Regions from separate parts of the Homo sapiens genome. Here region 2 is linked to region 1. The links are chromatin loops, found by intact Hi-C in ENCODE. Cell type or tissue: K562. All regions are shown on one strand. Each heading gives the region's core, and the rest is flanking DNA. Links, peaks and the distances in the headings are about the cores only.

What was found. Hi-C counts contacts between places; a loop is a spot of excess contacts. Peaks named below come from ENCODE experiments on the same cell type or tissue, not always from the same donor. Only the 100,000 strongest peaks of a DNase experiment are listed, where the experiment ranks them.
Region 2: it touches region 1 in a loop (5-fold over the local background); 10 of 110 quality-filtered maps call a loop at or near these places.

The regions. Positions count from the first base shown.
Region 1 is chr12:90,948,464-90,959,338 of GRCh38, reverse strand. It overlaps CCER1 (coiled-coil glutamate rich protein 1), which reads left to right and starts at 4,163. Exons shown (of 1, transcript NM_152638.4): 1 at 4,163-7,124. The coding sequence starts at 4,597. The coding sequence ends at 5,817. It overlaps LINC00615 (long intergenic non-protein coding RNA 615), which reads right to left. Exons shown (of 5, transcript NR_038868.1): 5 at 10,670-10,875. RefSeq lists an enhancer at 5,155-5,254. In K562, for the core only: a CTCF peak has its summit at 5,286 (motif pointing left); a DNase peak (open chromatin) is centred at 5,268.
Region 2 is chr12:91,349,010-91,359,884 of GRCh38, reverse strand. All of the region lies in intron 2 of LINC02823 (long intergenic non-protein coding RNA 2823), which reads right to left. It overlaps LOC105369896 (a long non-coding RNA gene), which reads left to right. Exons shown (of 9, transcript XR_001749251.2): 8 at 6,650-6,800. Among named protein-coding and RNA genes, the nearest start is that of LINC02823, 28 kb to the right of the region's middle. In K562, for the core only: a CTCF peak has its summit at 4,296 (motif pointing right); a DNase peak (open chromatin) is centred at 4,324.

The DNA of each region.
Region 1 (10,875 bases), core at 2,926-7,925:
GAAGTATAATAAAAACACCCAATTCTACGACAAGAATAAAAGGTAATTAATACTGCAACCTGGAATTGTTTAAAAATGGAATTCATGATAAAACACAAAAATGAGTTGTTTACTTGTCAGTTTGTTTTGTATAGGAATTGTTGCTGACTGTATTTTGAATGAGCTACTACTGCCATCAAGTGTTAGAATTCTTCAAGTCACAAAAATGCACAAAAACCAACACCAAAATTGCAGTATGTTTTCAACTTAAAAACATAATGCTCTGCACAACATAAAACATAGCAGAGCCTACGCCATCATACGGCACTTATTACAATTTGAAAAAGGCCAACAGTGTCATTAAAATCTTCCAAATAAAGTAGCAACAAGTGAGTATGAACAACATATTTGACTCAATTTACTTTACATATGTGGGAAACTGATGGTAAGATTGTCTGCCTCCTGGTCTCCTGGTGTTCACACCTTTGTGTAATACCCACTCCCCCAACCCCTCCACACGGCGTGTCCACGGGGACCTGGGCCTTGCTTCTAACCCACAGACTATGGCAAAGGTGATGGAAAACCCAGGATTATGTTAAGGCAAGAATGTCAAGGCCAGGATTATCATAAACAGCCACACACTTTCACACACACACACACGTGTATATGTCTGTATTTACATCTGTAACTTTCCATCTTGCTAGGAGAAACTATGGAGATTTTCTTTGCCAGTTAGATGATGTGAGCAGCCCCGTTGAGGAAGCCCACAGTTCTTGCTTTGGGCAGTGTCTAAGAACCGCCCTTAGCCCCTAGGACTAGTGGGTGGCCTCAAGTCCTAAAGCTGGGCTCCAGCCAACAGAGAGCTAAAAGGCAGGGCCATCAGTCTTACAGCCATGGGGAATAAATTCTGCCAATGCCATAAATGATCTTAGGAGTGAATTTTTCTGAATTGAGCACATCAGTGAGAACTCAAACCATTCAAAATCTTAATTACAGCCTGTAGCAGTCTGTTCTCATGCTGCTAATGAAGACATACCCGAAACGGCACAATTTATAAAGAAAAAGAGGTTTAATGGACTCACAGTTCTACTTGGCTGGGGAGGCCTCACACTCATGGCAGAAGGTAAAGGAGGAGCAAAATCACGTCTTACGTGGTGGCAGGCAAGACAGAATGTGAAGCAAGAGAAAGGTGTTTCCCCTTAGAAAACCATCAGATCTCGTGAGACTTATTCACTACCACGAGAACAGTATGGGGAAACCACCCCCATGATTCAATTATCTCCCACTGGCTCCTTCCCACAACATGTGGGAATTATGGGAGCTACAATTCAAGATGAGATTTGGGTAGGGACACAGCCAAACCATATCACAGCCTGTTGCACCCATGGACAAAGGGCCCACTAAGATATTCCTGGACCCCTGATTCCTGAAAACCTTGAGATAATAAATGTATATTGTTTTAAGTAACCAAGGTTGTGATCATTTGTTATGCAGCAACAGAAAGCTAATACAATATTCAACAACAGGATGAATGTGTTATATTTCAATATTGAATCAGAATATTTCATTTCATGGTATTGAAAGAATATGGGTCAATTAAAAATGTGTCCTTACATTGGTCAACAGGTACAAAGTTACAGGTAGGGAGAAGGAGTAAGTTTTGGTGTTCTAATGCACATCAAGGTGACTACAATGAACACCAATGTATTGTGTATTTCAAAATAGCTATAAGAGAGGATTTTAAATTCTCACCACAATTAAACGACAAATACTTGAATATACTAATTAGCCTAATTTGATCATTTCATAAAGTATATATGTATGGAAATATCACATGGTGCCATATATATATACAATAATTTGTCACTAAAAAAAGAACTATAAAAGTGTCTTTAAAAATTAATTAAATGTCTGACTTTTTGTTTAACATGCTTTAGTGGTAAATTTTCTTGGATGATTTACCAGTACATTCAAAACTTGTATTATAATTCCAATCTCTGTAAAATTAAAATCATAATCAAAATAATAAATTGCTGCTTCTCTTAAGAAAATTCGGGCAAGCCAATAACGTGTCAATGTTGTTCAGTAGGGAGAATAAATATTCTCACCATGCAAAAAGTATATAATGCCAAGATTAACTGTATAAAGGTCACATCAACTGATCAAAAAATGATGTCCTTAATTACCTGTAAAATGAGTTAACCATCTCTTTTAAAACAAAAAGAAACTGATTGGAATTTCAACACAGCAACATGGTCCATCTGTAATGCTCTCAATTAAAACCCATTTTTGCATAACACACGTCCTTAGAAAAAAATAAAACTGGGCTCTCACCATTCCATTTTGAGTACACAGAGCAGGGTCAGAATAACTGCCAAAGGTGAGTCCATATCTAGAAAGGGATACTGCAGGCTAAACATGTCAGCATTCTGTACTTTGAGTCAAGCAGGGGTGTCCTCAGCAAACCACAGAGCAAATGAAATTAAATGAAGCCTGTGGATTCTACAGGTCTCAGGGCAAATGTTGGAGTCCTGATCCAAGACCCCCTATAATGTTCTCAATTTTCAGCCAGGAATGCATAAATGACCTTTGCCAGCTTCAGGGCTTTCACACATTTTGCTTTTCTGGCATTTAATGGAGCCTTATATAGACTGAAGTTCCCAGCAGGCAGTTTTCCATTTTGTGCAATTCCACTCAGCACAGAAAAGTAAGAAAGGGATATAAACTGAGACGGTTTTCTCTAGGACCAAGTATGGTAGCACTTTCCTTGACGTTTTACAAAGAAGGACAAGAAAAGGACACAAGCCAGGGTGGGGATGCCTATTTTTGCATCAAGAACAAGTGCCTTTACATATACTATATCATCTCTTTTAGAAGTCATGAAGTATTTACAAATAAGGATGATAGTTAACAGTTACTGAGTACTTACAGGGTACCTGCACTAAGTACTTGAAGGAATTACAGTAAGTCCTCACTTAGCATCATAGGTTCTTGGAAACTGCTACTTTTAAATGAGAAGACATATAATGAAACGTGGTTTTGTTATTGTTGTTGTTTTGCCTCAGCAACGTTATAAGGAAATGACATTGAGCAAAACATTAATATTAGAGGACCTGTTATATGCATTTAATTCTTTACACAACCGTATGGAAAAGGTAGTATAATCATGGTATGGGTAAGGAAACTGAGGCTTACAGAGATTAATAATTGGTGAGTTGAAGTTGAATCCCATTTATTTAAATTAAAACCCATATGCTTAACCACAATGCTTTAAAGGCTTCCCGTGTATATGCTGTATGGTCAGTGAAGGGACAAAAGGAAAGACAATCAGAATATTCCTCTTCCCAAGGACAAACCTGTGGTATTCATTATGGTAATAATAATATTTGTTTAATTGAGGTACACATGTACGGTATATTACCAATAGCAAAGTACCTTCCCAAATGTTATGTCATTTAGTTATCACAAGGGTCCTACTGGGGGTTTGGTAGAACACATAGCAATGTCATTAGGAACCTAACTTTTGGGTCAAACAGGTTTAGGCTTAAATCGTAGCCTGGAAATTTATTAGCCCCACAACCATGGGGAAATTAAGCTCTCAGTTCCCTCATCTGTGACAGGTGATAAGATACGCCTACCTCTCAGGGTAGATGACAGGATTATTTGTCAGTGAGCACATGCAATAATAAATGTTCGTGGTCTTGTTTTATGTATTATGAATCCCAATTCTCAGGAGTAAGAAGAGTTGGCACCGGCCAGAAGGTAAGAGGTTGGGCAAAGTTTCCTTTCTCCAGTAATTTTCCATGATCCCTTAGGCCCTCCAAAGGTGTAGAATGTGGGGTTTTCAAAACTCAAGTTCTCCCGCCCCCACCGGGTTCAGATGAAGGCCCATCTTCTAAACCCCCGCCTCAAGGTGATACAAAGCTTTCGGATAAACTGCCTCCAGACTTGCTTGAATTGAGCAGCAGAAACCCAGCCTGGACCCCTCTTCACCTCCCCCAAACGCTGCGTCACAAGCCCCCTGCGAATGTTCACCTGGAGCCTGGTTCCGGACAGAACCCGGCCTTGCACACAGGGAGGACGATTTCGACCCCAATTGGCTGTTGCCCTGGGTGACCAAGAACGCAGTGGGCACGCGGGAGACCACAGCCAGTATTTAAAGGCTGCCGCTGCCCTCGCCACCACAGTCCTGCCAGGACGGCGACAGTGAAGCACCTGGGTTGAGAGGGAGCAGCAGGTAACTGCGCAACCCCTGCCTCCCCCGGCCCCAGCCCGTGCCTCAGCAGAGCCGGGTGTGGTGGGGACCCGGGAGTGGGTCTCACTGCGTGTCGCCTGCCAACACCTTCCTCCCCCACCATCCTTACCCAGCCCCAGTCCCACCCAGCACACCTGGGCGAGACAACCCAGGTGCGAAGGACAAGCGATTACTACCGAAGAGCGTGCAAACCAGGAAGAGAGCAGCCTCCTGGAGAGGAAAACGTGATCCCAGGGGTAGACACGTGGCGCTGCGTGGAGAGACAGGTTGACGAGACGAGGCTCTTCTGACCGTCCTACCTGGCAAAACTTGACGACAGCTTCAGGTCGCTACCATCTGGACCTCTCGGAGCTCCCTGAACCATGACTCAGACCCTCGACACAAGGGAAGACCCTCTGAACCTGGGCGGCGGTGGCGGCGGCGGCTGTGGCTGTGGCTGGGCACACTCGGCCTCCTTGAGCTCCTGGTCGTCCTGCCATCGAAGGCGCCCGGGTGCTCCAGCGTACAATAGACCGCACCGATATAGCCCCAAGACCGAGTATGGGCCCCCAAGGAAGCAGCCGAAGCAACAGCACGGCCCGGGCTTTTGGTTCCAACCACCCGTGTGCTCTAACTGGGGGTGCTGGGGAGGGCCCTGGCGCCCACCCCCTCCAGGATTCTGGAAATTCCCCTGCCCGGTGCAAGTGTTTCGGGTGTATGGCCTGCACCCTCTCTGCTTTTGCTGCTGCTCCTGCTGGAGCGGGTCCTGGAACCCTGGCTGGGTGAAGCCCCCAGGCAGGAAGAAGCGCTGGGGCCGCAGAGGCCGCGGCCTGCGCCACCACCCTCGCCACTCCTACCCGCGGAGCCCGCCAGCGGATGTGAGCACGCTGCCGCGGCCGGTCAAGCTGTATGAGTGGAGAGAGCCTGGCATGCGAGCGCCGCCCAACACCACCCAATTCATCATGAACCAGATCTACGAGGACATGAGGCAGCAGGAGAAGGTGGAGCGTCAGCAGGAGGCGCTGCGGGCGCAGAAGGCCACGGTGAGCGGCGAGGCCTCCCCAGCCAGATCCTCCGGAAACGACGCGCCCCCTGGCGGCAGCAAGGAAACCTGGGGACTGCAGGAAACTCTGTATGGCTTTGTGCAGAATCCCTCTCTAGCATTCAGTCCCAACCCAGAGGAAAACCAGTCTCTTGCCCCGCTGCTGGTGGAAGAAGAGGAGGAGAAGAAAAATGATGATGAGGAGGAGTATGACCAGGAGGTGTGTGATGCAAAGGAGGCGAGCGAGGAGGAAGAAGAGGTCGAAGATGAGGAGGAAGAGGTCGAAGATGAGGAGGAAGAAGAGGTCGAAGAGGCTGAATATGTGGAGGAGGGAGAGGAGGAGCTGGAAGAGGAGGAGCTGGAAGAGGAAGAGGAGGTCCTGGAGGAGAACGAGCAGAGAGGGGAAGAATTTCACTTGCCTCTGGAAATGCCTTTATCAATCTTCGTAGAGGCTGAAGAAAAGAGAGAGAACTTTATAAGCTGCACTTTTTTAAACCCAGAGCAGATAATTCCCAAAGTGCCACAGGAATCCCTGTTCATGGCACAGGACTTTAACTGTTAGACATCAGAAAAGGGATTGAGAAAAGGGATGGAACTGATTTGAGGCTAAACTGGATTAGCAATTTATTAAAAACTGATTAAAAAGTGAGTTCCATTAATAAACAGATCTATGTAAACACCTTCTTTGGCCATTATAAAATGTTTAAAATTTGATGCGTATGTGTATGACTATGGGTGGGTGGTGGGGAAGCTTTCAAATATAATTTTACTGGAACTGATTAAAGGCCAAGTATTTTATTACTACCATTTGAATATTTTCATTTGGTGTTTTCCCCTCTAGAAAACAGAGTTGCTGTTGTTTTTTTAAATCTGGCAATGCTGAAAAAGCGTTTGTTTTTGAAACAAATTTATACAACTTGGCCACTTAATGAGCTTGGAATCAAGAGATAGTTTATTACATGCGTAAGAAGCACATTCTAACGCTACTAAATGTTCACCAGTGCTCTTAACATAACTGAAGCCATTTTCAATCCCTGTATTTTTTCAACAATATTTTTCCTCATAGATTTTTCCACCATCAGAGTTCATTTTTGAGGGTTATATTTTGTTAACCTCATTTGCAGGCTCTTGTGTCATCGCTTATTGATATTCCTTGTTCCACAGTGCTATGGATCTTCCTCAGAAGAACATGAAGTTGCTTCTGTGGAACTGGTTATCTGCCATGGCCTCAACAATCCATAATCCAGTCATGGAGAGGATTCCCCATGGTCAGAAGTCAACTTGCACATCTAGTTAAAGTCCAAGGTAACTGCAAACAGTGGAACATGGCTTAGGTTTTGAAGCCTCGTTATTGGATATAGTCTTTATCCTAAGTTCTGAGGAGCCATAAAAATAGTTTTCCAGAATGGATTTTTTTTTTTAGATAAAAAGATTATCTACCTTTTGGGGGTGGAATATCTTATTTTGTTTTTGAATTTGTCTTTGTTATAAAGAAGAGTAAAACAAAGATGTGTAAGTGTGAGTCTGTGTGAGCTAGTTTCTGATGTCTAAACAGCAATTACCTATGGAGAATACATCATTCAAAGTAATAGCTTTTGTTCAAACATTTTTAGGAAGTAATAATACATTTCTTCCTGGACAGTTGATAAAAGTTCCATCCATAGCATATTTCCAGAATATCCCTAGATGATGAATTTAAACATGCCTTCTCAGAAATTAAATCTTTTGACTTTGAACCACAAGTTAGCATTTATTTGTTGAAGAGAAGAATGTGTGGTGATGTCTTACCTGAATGTTGGTTGTTACTGATATATTACAATTTTCAAGGTGATAAGCTTGAGCTATTAAATAATAAAAAGTATTAAAGTACCTTGCCTCTCATTTCTCATTATTGAAATATCACAAATCCATGCAGCAATGCTTCAGTGGCCAAAAGGATGAATAGAAGAAAGGGGGAAAAAACTTAGGAATTTTAAAATTACACCAAACATTCCAAATTGCAGTGGTGAATAACCAAAACTCTAAGATATCATTACTTTCTACAAGATGCAATTTCTGAATGACCTATAAAATTAAAAGTAGCCATCCCTATGTGTTTTACTGTTCTAATATATATAAGTAGAGGGAAATCAAGAATCCAGCTCCTGAAGCTAGGTAATAAATCCATGCAAGTCATAGCCCATAAATACTTTACTGATGACACTTAATCAAAAGGTCAAAGTTAAGTATGTTCTCACTGGAGAAGCCTTTTTTCATTTAGGATTGAATTTATTTACAATCCCATCTGGACATTTCTCTATTTCTTCCTGCAAAATATTTTAAATTTAAGAATTCACCACATATTAATTGCCTTCATATGCAAAGATGTTATTCACTAGTTATTTTAAGGGATGTAAACATGTGCAATGCCTCAGGAGTCTACATTCTTGTGCATGAACCATTATTCAGCAAATATTGAACTACTGGGGGCCAAGCACTGTGAACAGTGATAAGAATACAATGGTGAATAAGCAAAACCCCATTCTGACATTGTTATTGTTTAGTAGAAAAGTCAGACATTAAATGAGTTAGATGGATTGCTCATTGCAAGTGGTCTGAAGGAAATGTACCACTATAAAAACATAGATCACTAGAGAACCCAGGAGTAAGGCTGAGGATGTTTATCGTGGGCAGAGGGACCCCTAAGTCTAAAGGCCAAGAGCTGAGAGGAGCTTGATGCCTTTGAGGAACTGAGGATAGAAAGACCAGCATGTCTGGAAGCAACGGCCAATGACAAGTGAGAGAAGTATGCAGAATCCATATTATCTATTCTATTGACTTTTATGCCATCCATATCTTCTAGAATAGACACCAGCAAAAATTAATGAGAGGAGAAAACTATTAGTCATTGATGATTCTCTACCTGACCTTCTTCTTTTTTTTTTTTTTAACTAGCCAGATACTGTGATGCTTGCTTTACTAATCCTGATGGCTAATATGAAATAATTAACCCATGTTAGGGGTTGAAGGGATTGGTCATCCCGGGACACCCACCATTCTAACCAACCACTATCATGTAATGAGGGGGATCTTAGGGTTTCTTGCTCAGCATGATTGGAGCACCATAGTTCTCAACTCCCATGGAGAGCCTCTTGCACAGTTTTAGTTTTAGAGGTATGTGTACACATGAAGAGAAAATACAATTTTCCAAAATAAATTCATTATTATTAAAATTATTTCAAACTTTATTGGGTGAGCACAGTGAGGATGAGGTGCCAGTTAGGCATTTCTTTCAAGAATGGAGCTATTCTGCCAGTTGTCAGAAAAATAACGTTATAAATCATAAAACATGATTATAGGGCCTGGACTTGATAAGCGTTGTTGCTGTCTATTCTGAGGTTTTTTTTCTCATGTGGAGATTCTGGCATTTTCATCCTCTAGAGACTGACAGCATTTCTTGATTTGTCTTCATTACTTTGTCTCCACAGTAACCTCGAGGAATTTTATTTGATGTGAAAATATTAGCCCTCTAAAGATGGTAAATACACTTGACATCTAGAGATCAACTCTGAACTCTGAGTATGATTTTATAAAATTGTAGAACATCCGTATATGAGGAAGACAGTATTTGTAACATATTTAGTTCTATTAAAATAAATGTAGAGGTGAAATGACTAATCTCCTCCAGTTAACACAAACCTACAGATCTGGGAAATAAATGATACATCTCCTATAGGTGACCTTGGGTTAAGGGAGTCGATAAGACTAAAAAAAGTCCTTAAATTACAGGTTTTTTTAGCAGCGTAATAAAATGATACATGCAGCCATGTTTTGTATTCAATAAGGTTTATGTTAATGTAAGACAACCGAAAATTACTCAATGTTGTCATATCACCTTGGCCTTGATTATCTATATATTAAAATCAAAATCAGAATGTGGCTATCTTAGCTGTTTCAGTAGCTAAGTAGCATTTTTCTTTATTTAGTTTTAGTTAATTAGTGGAATACAGTCCAATGTCAAGGTCGGCTAATGGAAGAGAAGATTTGGATGTGGCATGGGAAGGCCTGGATGTGTGTTGTCCTGCTGCCTAAGTGACCTGTGATGGTGGCCACTTGCCTTGGGTTTCTCTTTCCTCAGTGTTAGTGATTATACTTTATCACTTAGGTATATTGTGAAGACAAAATACTCAATATTTAAGAAGAATTGTATTATAACTGCAAAACACTGTTGACCATTATATGTTAAACTACATTTTATAAAGTTATCTCACATAATTTCTGAACATTAGTTCAGTCTAAATTTATTAGCAAGACCCAGAAAATCTTATAGCAATTCTATTGGGCTGACATATCAGATATTTCAGTTGTTATTAATACCACAGAACTAAGTATGAACAAGCTTGTCCTTGAAATGTAGTTTTGGCTTCTGGTAAAATAGTGTGTAAATGGACACTTCACATTGTCTACTGCCATGATTTTTAAAGTGTGGTCTATGAACCAGCAGCACTGACACCCAGGTGTTAGATCCATTGCAGAAGCCTCATGGGAATTTAATGATTAAGACTATGGTTTATGCATTCAAAACTATCATTTATTGCTTGTGTGACCTCAGGGTTGTTACTGAAATTTTGACATCTCATTTTCCTCATCTATAGTACCTACCTCATGGATGAAATGAGATTGTAAAGACTAAGTGAGATAATAGTTACCAAGCACTCAGAACAGTGGCATTCAATACTTCCTAGTTACAATAAGTATTCAGTAAATACACAAATGAGGTCATAGACATGTTATGTGGTGTCTAAAAGTTACTTGTTAGTGATGCGAGCAACTATAAGTGTAAAATCTCCCAAAATAACAAAATGATTAATTAACTCTGCCCTATTTCCCCTAGTGTAACTCTAATCAGATACATTACCTTTGAGCTGCAGATACCATTATGCAGACTATATGAGAACCAGTTAAATCTCTAGAGTTGAACTCTTTCCCAAGATAATATTCTCTGTCCTTTATCTCCCCTCTGCCCCTGCCCTTGCCCCAGGTCAATGATGTTTCCTTTTACGGTTGACATTAATGCTCTAATGGTTGGTGCTAAGAATTACCCGTCCTTTTCCATAGAAGCAATGGATAGTTGAATGCATATTTTCAAAATCAAAATCAATGCAACTGTAATACTTGAAAAACAAATTTGTTTGTAGTGGGTTAATAGTTTATATAAGTGATGTGACGACAATCTAACACAGGAATATTTTATGTGTACGTATATCAATATACACATTTGGTGGGAACAAATGCCTGAGTGGGATAAATTGTTATAAATGTTGCTTTGTTGCTTCTCATCTATAATTAAAGTAAAATCAAAATTTTACTTTAGAAAAATATTCGTAAGAATTTATAGGTAACTTTATAAGTGTATAAGATAACTGGATATCATTCCTAATATTACCACTTTATTGAAGGTTCTGTTTTATGCTACACTTAAAATTAAGCTCATTGTAGATTAAGATACAGTTACAGATATATGAAAATGCCAAACAATATTTAATGCCTGTTGTAAGTCACTTATGTAGAACAGTTAAACTATCAAAATGTAGACGTTAGATTTCAAAACACATTTGAATACATGCAAGGTGGTTAATAT
Region 2 (10,875 bases), core at 2,349-7,348, 400 kb before region 1:
TTCTGGATGGCTCCAATCTGCAGCCAAGACTTTACACTCTTGGAACCTAACCTGACTCTTCTGCCCTTTGCCTGGAAGTTCTTGCCTGTCATCATTTTTATCAGTTCAGGGTCAGTTCATTGTTACTCTTCCTTCTCTCATATCCTTAACTTAGTAGAGCAGATTTGACTAGTTGTCCTCTGAGTATCCATTCTCTACTTTTTTTTTAGTAATAGAACTTAAAGTAATTTGAGTCAACAATGTTCACAGCTAACAGACTGTCTTTCCTAGCATCCCTTTCAGCCAGGTACATATGACTAACTTTTGGCCAGTAGTATTAAGTTTTTGGTAACAATTTTCAGTGAAGCATCGTGGAAAAAAAATTCGTGTGCAGCTAGGAAAGTCTGATTTCCCTCTCTATTCCTTCTTCTTCCTATGTTGGAATATAGATGTGATGCCAGGGTCTGAGTTCCCCGTTTTGAACTGGAAGGTGACCATGAGGATAGAAGCCACACACAAAAGATGATAAAAGAGAAGATAGAGGAAGACTCTATGGGGATAATTTAGGAGCCCTGGGCTTTATCTCTGGATTTATTTTGCGTAAGGAAGAATTGCATTTCTTCCTTGATAGACAATTTTCTTTTCCAGTCTTTGTTTCAAATTACACAACTCATGACTTATATACTGAAAGGATGGGAAGTGATCTAATTCAGTGAAAGTCATACCTGGTGAGGGACTATCTCTGTGGGTACAAGTTGGAGGCACCTCAGGCTTTGGCTTACAGAACGGTATAGAGCCACTTTTCATTCTCAGAAATATGTACCATCCCTTTGGAATCCCTGATTTTTCTCACCTCCTCCCTGAGAATAATTTCACTATTTTGAATACGGTATTTTCAGGAAGGCCCATAGGCTGGGCCAGCTATGGCTGCCTTTCATTGCCATTTGGTTATCTGATTAAGCATTGGTGTATGCACATATATGAACTATTATGTCATAATTCAAAAAGTATCCATATTACTTTTCTGCAATGGTAAATTCTTGGGCCAGGAATGTTAACCTGTGAAGAGGACAGTATGTGTGACTTTCAGAACAATTCCACATGGTGACAGCTTCTGGCATGCTCATGTTCCTCCTGTGGACTAAAAATTGGCATCTGAAAGACATGGTAGAACTAACAAGGGATATGACGGGGCTTCAGGGAGGTGGTGGAGAAGCAGGAACGCACTCCAATTGCACTTAACATTTTCCTTCTTTAAACCACATGTCCCAGGGTTTTTACTATGATAACTGAGAAGTCAATGAAACCTCCAATAGGAGTCACAAAACCCAGAGAAAATGTTTAGTTCCCTATAATTAATAGGTTCAAGCACATTGGTGATCATAGGCACTTTTTCTGACGCAGTGATTTTTCCTTATTGGGACACTATATGCCTAGCGTGTTTTTTCACAGAGGTTTGGCAGGATTGGAAATCACCAAGGGATAATTTCAAGTCTTCAATGCCAAGACAACTGGCATCTGAAGGTGTTATTACTTGTGTCCTTTCAGAGTTCTGCCAAGAATAATTACACCACTAAACCAACTAACCCTACAAAGTAATATATATTTCTCAGTAATCTTTTCTGTTAATTAATGAAAACTGACAGTAGTCAAAGAAATAATTGAGCATCCTTTTGAGATTGAAAGAACTCACTAGATATGTATGTATGTTATCAGTTGTTTGCTTTCACTTTTGCCCTCAGCTGGCATACATATTTGATAGTACCCACTTCTCAAGATAAGCCTTGATAGTAGTCTCAAAGATACTGTGCAAGGCCGCTTGACCTCAGGGTGCAGTTTTCTGGTCTATGTTAGTGAAATCCTTTAGTGTAGAAAAGCCTTAATACATCTGTATTTTGTTATCTTTCTTATGAGCCACCATAATGGCAGATGCCTGAAGACTACTGCATGGAGAAACTGGGCAATTAATTAGTATCCAATTATTATTTTAAATTTTTTATTATACTTTAAGTTCTGGGGTACATATGCAGAAGGTGCAGGTTTGTTACATAGGTATGCACGTGCCGTGGTGGTTTGCTGCACCCATCAACTTGTCATCTACATTAGGTATTTCTCCTAATGCTATCCCTCCCCTAGCAATTATTAGGATCTTATAAGTCCTCGATTATAAGCGATGCAATCTTTTTGAGTGCTAGCTTGAAACTGGCAAACAAATATTCTTCTGCATTCTATTGGCCAGAGCAAATCACAAGGCAAACTCAGATTCAAAGGAATGAGGAAATAGCCTCTTGATGGGATGAGGTTCAAAGTTCCACTGCAAAACACATGAAACAGAGAGGCAGGAAAAACAGGAATAATGCCTGCAATCAATCAATCTGCCACAGTAAAATAGCACAAGGTGCCAAGGGAGCATATAGAACATGCATATATTCCAGCCTAGAAAGTCAGCTCTTTCCCAGAGGCTGCAATTTCTGGGCTTAATCTTGAATGATGGTTGTCACTGAAAAGGTAAGGATGAGAGTCAGCGGTAGGGAAGGCACTTAAAGGCATGGGTAACCTAAGCAGGCATAAAGTCAGGACACAGTACCTCTTTGAAAAGTGCGGTATTTGTGTGGGCAAGTAAAAAATGAGAGAGGCAAAAACCAAGTTCTTAAAACACAGTCAGCCTTGTATGCATTTTGGAAATTCTCTATGCTTGCTTTCTTTTCAAATTATTTTGTGACCTTGTTATCTGTCTAAAAACTTAAGTTTTTCTGTTCTCCTTGATGTGCAGAGGTAGAGGAAAACATACCCAGGAATAATGTAATTTTTGACTTTCGCTGTGCGTAGAAATATCTTCTTTGACAGAGTTGTCCTCAGTGTTGTGTTTTGAAGGGCTAATGAATATTTCTTCTTCTGAGATAGTCCAGAAGGGAGCCATTTAGAATGCCTGATGTGTGGATAGATGGCCGTCAATCAATATGTCTACAAAGCAATTCTCTGAATGCCAGAGGATAGTGAAGAAAACTAGAAGGAATTTGAAATGAGAAAGTATGACTTTTAGGCCATTAAGGTTTTCTTTCAAATACCTGGTATGATGAAAGGGAAATAGAAAAAAACTCCAACAGCTGTTAATACATGGAACTAAAAGATGAGTGTGTAATATAGAAATTGATAAAACCATTAGTCTAGATGAGCTTTCATAAAGCATTTGATTCTCATCATTTTCTATTGACTCTTTATGGTATAACGTATTCCACAATTTAAAATTATCTTAGTTTTCATAATTTCAAAAAATATCAAATTTTATTATATGTTATGAAATACTGGCCCCAAGCCAAATTATTTTGTCATTTGTTTGGAATGAGATCCATGAGTTCCTTAAGACATATGTCCAGAACTAAAATATTTTCATAACTATAAGATAATATTGTTCTTTTTAAAGTTTTGTTTTTCAGGGTTTTAGCATTTCATATACATAATTTCCTTTTCCCAACTGCCCTCACCTATTTCCCTGGCATACTACTGGTATTTACCTGAGACTTAACTCAAGTTTATTTTTGCCTATATAAAGCTTATTCTGTCTTTGCAACCCTGCTCCACCCCAACTCACAGAATTGAACACTCTCTTTTTATGTGCAAGCACTGAAGTTGGCACCAGTCTCTGGGATCTACTCTAATATCTGTTATCACAACACATTGCACATTGTATTAATGTTTTCTTCATCATTAGACTGTAATTTATTTAAGAGTTAAGTCTGTGTTTTCTTACTCTTTGTGTCCTTTCTTCCTGTGGTGATGACATAGCAACTGCCCAATACATACTCATGGAAGTTAACTTATGAATAAATAAGTGAGTGGCTTTCAACTGCAGATGCAACTTTGAATGAGACGGCATCTGTTTCCACACCAAAAAAATTTTAAAACATAATATTTAGATTTCTTTCAATAATTAATTATTTATAAAGTCCTTTTGCATACTCCATCATTCAACTGATACTTACAACAATAATATCAGCCCCATTTTAAAAGTAAGAGCGTTCATGTTCATAGTAAGTCATGCAACTACATGAAAACTCAAGTATTCAGCTAAAGACACACATCCTATATTGCACACTGTTGAGAGAAATAGCAACTAAATGGGATGGCAATTCTGTGATTAACCTCTGTAACAAAAAGATTGGGTCATTTCTTTTCTTCTATTCATTTTTCTTGTGTACAAGTAAGAGAGGTCTACAAGGTGACCCCCAAGTTCCCTTCAACTCTAGCATATGAAATCTGCTCACTCACATACTCATTAAACGCTCTGTCTCTGGCCACCACATCAACTGACCACGAGATGGCGATGCAGCTTAACTCAGCACCCAGGTCTGTAACCCCAGCATCTAATGAAAGCCGTGCCCAAGGCAATTTCCCATATTCAGCAAATTTTAAAACATAGACATTCTGTCATATTTGAGAACTCACCACCTCCTTTTTCAAATATGACTACTGGCATGGAGAAAATGTTTCAAGATGCCAGCCATCCCTAAGATCAAGCAAGAGGGACATCAACTTGAGGCCAGTGCTAGTGAACAGACTAAGAAAGCTCATTTACATGACGGAAGACAAAGTATAATATCCACACCAGGGCAACTTTACCAGGTAGAAAAATTGGAGACTGCGTCTTCATCAGACTCTAAATTTCGATACTTTCAACACCAGATTTGTTCTCTGTTGAATCCCTGTAAATATTTAGCATGAACAAATGCACTAAGCACCAACTAGGAGTACCTCAATATGATGGGGTCTAGGGAAGAGGTAGTCAGTCTTCTGTAAAAGTTCACAATCAGACTCATATGTGTAACATATGTTTAATGAACACATATTGTGTGACAAGCTCATGTGTTAGGTCTCAGATAAATAGCATTAATAGTGGCTACTATTATTTGTTATTTATTGATTGCTAATTGCCACGGCATATGCATAGCACTCTAAATTTCAACTCATTAAATATTTATGAAAACATTACATATTAAGGGCTAGTAGCCCTATTTTACAGATAATGAAAAGTAGGCTCAAAGAGGTTAAGGCAATTTGCTACGATTACTACCATTTACTAAGATTACTGCCATTACTAAGATTACTGAGTCCTGGTTTTACAATAATGGAAAAGCAAGAACACTGAGGATAGAGGAAAGGCATACGCCAGCAAACATAACACATAATATTCCTGACAATAACCAGAAGTGCAGTCAAGGACACTTTCAGAGCACAATGCTTCTTCCTTGCCTTGGTCCCTGAAATTCACTTCCACTTGTTCAGAAAAAGAAAAAAGTAGGATTTCTGATTTGTTTTACAATATCCATTGTCTACCAATTCTCTCATGGCAGTATGGTCTTCAGCTGGCCCACTTGGGGATCCCTAATCCTGAACATTTTATTACCTCTTTTGCAACCAGTGCTGCTACTGGGCTTGTACTCTTGGAAACATTTCACAGGCAAGACTCCTCCAACCCATACAGAGGCTAGAAAGAAGGCAAAGAGACACGTTCTCAGAATGATATAACAAGAATCCCTCATCAAGGCTTGGTTTGTGTCTCTGTTAAAACGTAGTTGAGACATGGAATCAACCTAAATGCCCATCAATGATAGACTGGATAAAGAAAATGTGGCACATATATACCATAGAATACTATGCAGCCATAAAGAAGAATGAGATCATGTCTTTTGCAGGGATGTTAATGGAGCCGGAGACCATTATCTTTAGCAAACTAACACAAGAACAGAAAACCAAATATTGCATGTTCTCATTTATAAGTGGTAGCTAAGTTATGAGAACACATGGGTGCACAGCTAGAAATAGCACACACTGGGACCTTTCAGAGAGTGGAGTGTGGGAGAAGAGAGAGAATCATGAAAAATAACAAATGGGTAATAGGCGTAATACCTGGGTAATGAAATAATCTGTACAACAAACCCTCATGACACAAGTTTATCTATGTAACAAACCTGTACATGTACCCCTAAACTTAAAATAAGTAAAAACAAACAGAAAAGAATAGTTATTTTTAAAAGTTTATATCACTTCTACCAAGGAGCATAATTAATTTTGGCCATCATTAGAATATATTTGCTGTATGATTAACTGAAACATAAAATAATTTTATAATATACCAAGGCTCTGAAATAAATGCTGATTTTTTTCTTGACTCGGAGTGTGGGTTCCAAGGTATTTTTGTCCCATGTCAGCTGTTCTAGGGTGCCACATTCTCATTTCAGTTCTCTTTTGTTTTAGCTGTTATTTATATAATTGCTTGAAGTATCATATTTATTGATTTTTTTCCCACAGTTTGGTTCTCACTACATAAATCTGGCTATATTACCAGTACGGTAACTCTAGCCCTGTGGAGACAATGTGGCATAGAAGTTGAAATCCTTAACTCTGGAGACAGACTGACTAGCTTCTAATCCCACTCCTGCCACTTATTTCATGAGCAGTCTTGGGAAATGTGCTTAACCTCTCTATGCCTTAATGTTGTCATCCATAAAATGATAATGATTCATTTTTGACATACAACAGAGTTAGAAAGCATCTACTATATTCCACACAATGCTCAAGTAAAAATCACTAAATAGAACAGACCCCAAATCCCTGCTTTTGTGGGAGATGACAAGGGTAATGCACATCAATGGAATTTGTGTCCTTATAGGCTCAAGGAGCTCTCTTGTTCCTTCCACCATCTGAGAACACAGTGAGAAGTCCCCAGGCTTCAACCTGAAAAAGGGCCCTCATCAGAACCTGATCATCAGAACTTGGCACCCCAATCTTTGTCTTCTGATCTACATTGTGACCTAAGTCAGGTAAATACATCTGGCATACATCTTTGACATTTTTATACAATCTCTATGCACTGTGGTTTTAGATGTGCAATAATTTGTACAATGGTTTATTCCCAAGAACAGATTTTTTGTGTGTGTATACTTCCTTGCTTTAATAAATATATGATATAAATTTAAATAAATTTCTATTTTGTATATTTTTGTTTTGTTTTTTGTTTTTTGTTTTGTTTTGTTTTTGAGATGGAGTCTTGCTCTGTTGCCCAGACTGGAGTGTAGTGGCATGATCTCGGCTCACTGCAACCTCTGACTCCCAGGTTGAAGTGATTCTCCTGCCTCAGCCTCCCAAATAGCTGGGATTACAGGCACCCACCACCATGTCCAGCTAATTTTTGTATTTTACTAGAGACAGGGCTTCACCATGTTGGCCAGGCTGGTCTTGAACTCCTGACCTCAAGCTATCCACCTACCCCAGCCTCCCAAAGTGCTGGGATTACAGGGGTGAGCCACCACACCCAGCGTATTTTGTATATTTGTAAAGTACAAAGTAAAATGAACATTTTATGGAGTTTGTATTTTGCATACCCAATGTGAGAATTAAGTTTTAAATAAATAAACCTATAATATTTTATCTGAACAAAAAAAAAACAGAACTGTGATAAATTTATATTGCTTATAAGCTACCAAATTTATGGCATTTTGTTATAATAGGTTAAAGAGACTAAGACAAATAAGGTGTTGGACATCTTTTATTTGGTATTTGGTATTTATTTGGTATTTATACATCTTCTTTGATGAGGTATCTGTTAAGGTCTTTAGCCATGTTTAAATTAGTTGTTAGTTTCTTATTGTTGATTTTTAAGAGTTCGTCATGTATTTTGGGTAACGGTCCTTTCTCAGAAGTGTCTTTTGCAAATATTTGCCCTATTCTGTGGCTTATTTTCTCATTCTTTTGACATTAACTTTTGCAGTACATGACGTTTGTTCCATCACCGTTTGCTGAAAGAACAATCCTTGCTCCATGATATTGCTTTTGCTCCTTTGTTGTATTGGGCTGTTTTTGCATTACTACAAAGGAATACCTGCGACTGGGTAATTTATAAAGAAAAGAGGTTTAACTGGCTCATGATTCTGCAGGTTTTATAGGAAGCATGCTGCTGGCATCTGCTTAGCTTCTAAGGAGGGCCTCAGGAAGCTTACAATCATGGCAGAAGGCGAAGGGGTAGCAGGCACGTAACATGCTAAAAGCAGGAGCAAGTGAGAGAGAGGGAGGTGCCACTCACTTTTAAACAGCCAGATTTCACAAGAACTCACTCATTATTTTGAGGACAGCACCAAGAGGTTGGTGTTAAATCATTCAGGAGAAATCTCCCGCCAAGATCCATTGACCTCTCACCAGGCCCCAACTCCAGCATTGGGGATTGCATTTCAACATGAGGTTTGGGAAGAGACAAATATCTAAGCTATATTATCTGTCAAAGACCAGTTATCTATATTTATATGAGTCTATTTCTGGGCTCCCACTTCTTATCCATTGATATATTTGTCTATTCTTTCACCGATACCATCCTGTCTTGATTACTATTGCTTTACTCTTTGAGCATTTAAATATTATATGCTTGTTATAGTATTTATAAATGTTTGTAATTTCCTATTTTGATTTCCTTCTTTACTCTAAGACTTACTGATAAATATGTTTTTAAAACTATACACATACAAATTTTAGAGGCTTTCACTTGTTAACTTCTTATATGTTATTTGCTTCTGCAATTTTTTGAGATTTTCTGTGTAGCTTATTTAATGGTCAGTTTTTGTGGACACTTCACAAGAAAAATGACGCATCTTAAAAAATTATTCTATTAGAAGCCTACTTTTTAAAATTATGATTGATAGTCCTTTATAAATTCCTTTTTTTGTTATTGCTTTCCAATTCTACTTCCTTACTGGTAATGTGTATTGGGTATCCATCTTTCTTGAATATTTCTCAGAGGTAAATGTTGATAAATAATCCAATTGCATACTCTCTTGCCCTGGATAGTAGTTGATTTAGGGATATAAATATAGCCCAGTGCTGGACAATGACATGTGAGAGGAAATCAGTTGAGGTCATTTTTAAAAGATTTCCTTTCTTTTATAAAGCAGCTCAGAAATAATCATTTTTGGTCCACTGAATAGGATCTTGTCTGCATGTGACCCCTGAAATGTAGCAACCATCTTGTGACAATGAGGAAAAAAATAGTGGCAGAGCAGTATGAAAGAACAGAGCCTGGTTCCTAATTCTATTCTTCAACCACTGCATTAATCCTCGAGCCTCCTTGTCACAGGACATTTGGCAAATCAAGTATCCATTCCCCTTTTTACTTACGATACTTATTTTCAGGTGAATTTCTGGCACTTGCAGTCAGAACATCCTCTCTGGTAAAAATTTTGTAACCAAAGTGAGATTCTATACATAACATATTCTAAGATATGAAATTGGCAGATGGGATCATCTGAAGGAGTGAGGTGAGGACTAGACTATTCAAGTTTCAAGGCTGGTGCCTTGCTTTGCTCTTGCAAAGCCTTTGGTCACTATGATGCTTATTGTGAGTTGGGTTATAGACCATGTATTATTTTAGGGGGAAAATAGCTATTTCTTGCAGCTTTCAGTTTTGTTCTAAGAGTGGAATTGCTAACAAATAAAAACATCGCACACCTACTTAACTTTAAATATTGACTACTTTTATAAATAATAACAACTTTTTGAAGTATGAATATGTCCAAATTATTACATGCAATATACTTTATATTACAAAAAAAAGTTTTCTGAATTTCAAATTTAACTAGGCATATTGTATTTTTTTCTGGCAACCCTAACTAGAAGAAAGATATCAACCTAAGATGAAGGAAGCATTCCTGGATGCAAAAAAGGAAGGAAACAAAGAAAGGTCCTTTTGCCCATGACTTATAGTCTAAAGTCAACTAAGAGCCTCATAACATGAAACATTCAAGGACTGAAAACAAAGCCAAACAAATTTTGTGTTACAAACTAAAAATATAGGACTAATAAATCCAATTAAACAGCCTGCACCCAACAAAGGGGAACATTTATTATATACAACTGGTAGGAGAGATTTGTTAAACGACTTGTGCGTATATCTCCAAGGCTAGTTTTAAAAACAATTACTTCAAAATAAAGAATATTAAACTGAGGGACAGAGGTTGGGCAGAGCACAGAGACTGGTGTCTGGGAAACAAAAATTCTCAAAGATTATAAATATGGAGCTTTGCTTGTTGGACTCGAAGTCCACTGTAGAAGAGCCTGCCAATTATCTCTCAGTATTTCTTTCTTTATTCCTGCTAGTAATAAAAGCTCTTAATTTTAAGTGCAGCCTTGTGACTGAAATTCTCCCCTTCAGTGGAATGTGCATGTAAGTTATTGTGCCAACTTCCACATCACCCTCTCTCTTCAGATGCAAGGACCGAAGACAACTGTTGATAGTAGCTGCCTCCAACCCCTGACAGCTCATCTCTGCTTGTGAGAGTGACTAATATACTATTGTCTTGTAAAATCTACTGCATTTTAAAATTAATTTTGATAGAGCAACTAGCTAACACAGAGATTAATGCATGGATATTTATTATTTTATAATAAATATGAGGCAATTGAATTGCAGTCAGGCAGTGAATAACAAACAAATAGATATTGCAGCCTGGAGATCCAGTGACTTTTGTTGTTCTGTGACAAACCATTTGGTAAAAGTGTTGCCTGTGAAAGCTTGAGGCAGACTTTTGCGTAGAAAGCACATAGCCAACTCTAGGAGAACAATTGAAGTAAAAGAGAAGTGACTTGTCCACATTCGCATGGTTTAACTAGAATTTAAGTCTTCTGGTTGACTGTTCATTAAATTATAATACAAAAGTAAGTTCCATTCAACCCCACCATGGAAAAATCTATAATGGATATCCTTCCAGTGACTGTTCAGTTCCACTTCTATTAAAGTAAAATGTATTCCTATATGGTGTAGAAATATTATATTATGGCCTATTAGATGAATATTTTCTACTTTCATTAACATAGTAAATATAAAGATACACTGGGTGCAGGAATGTGGACAAA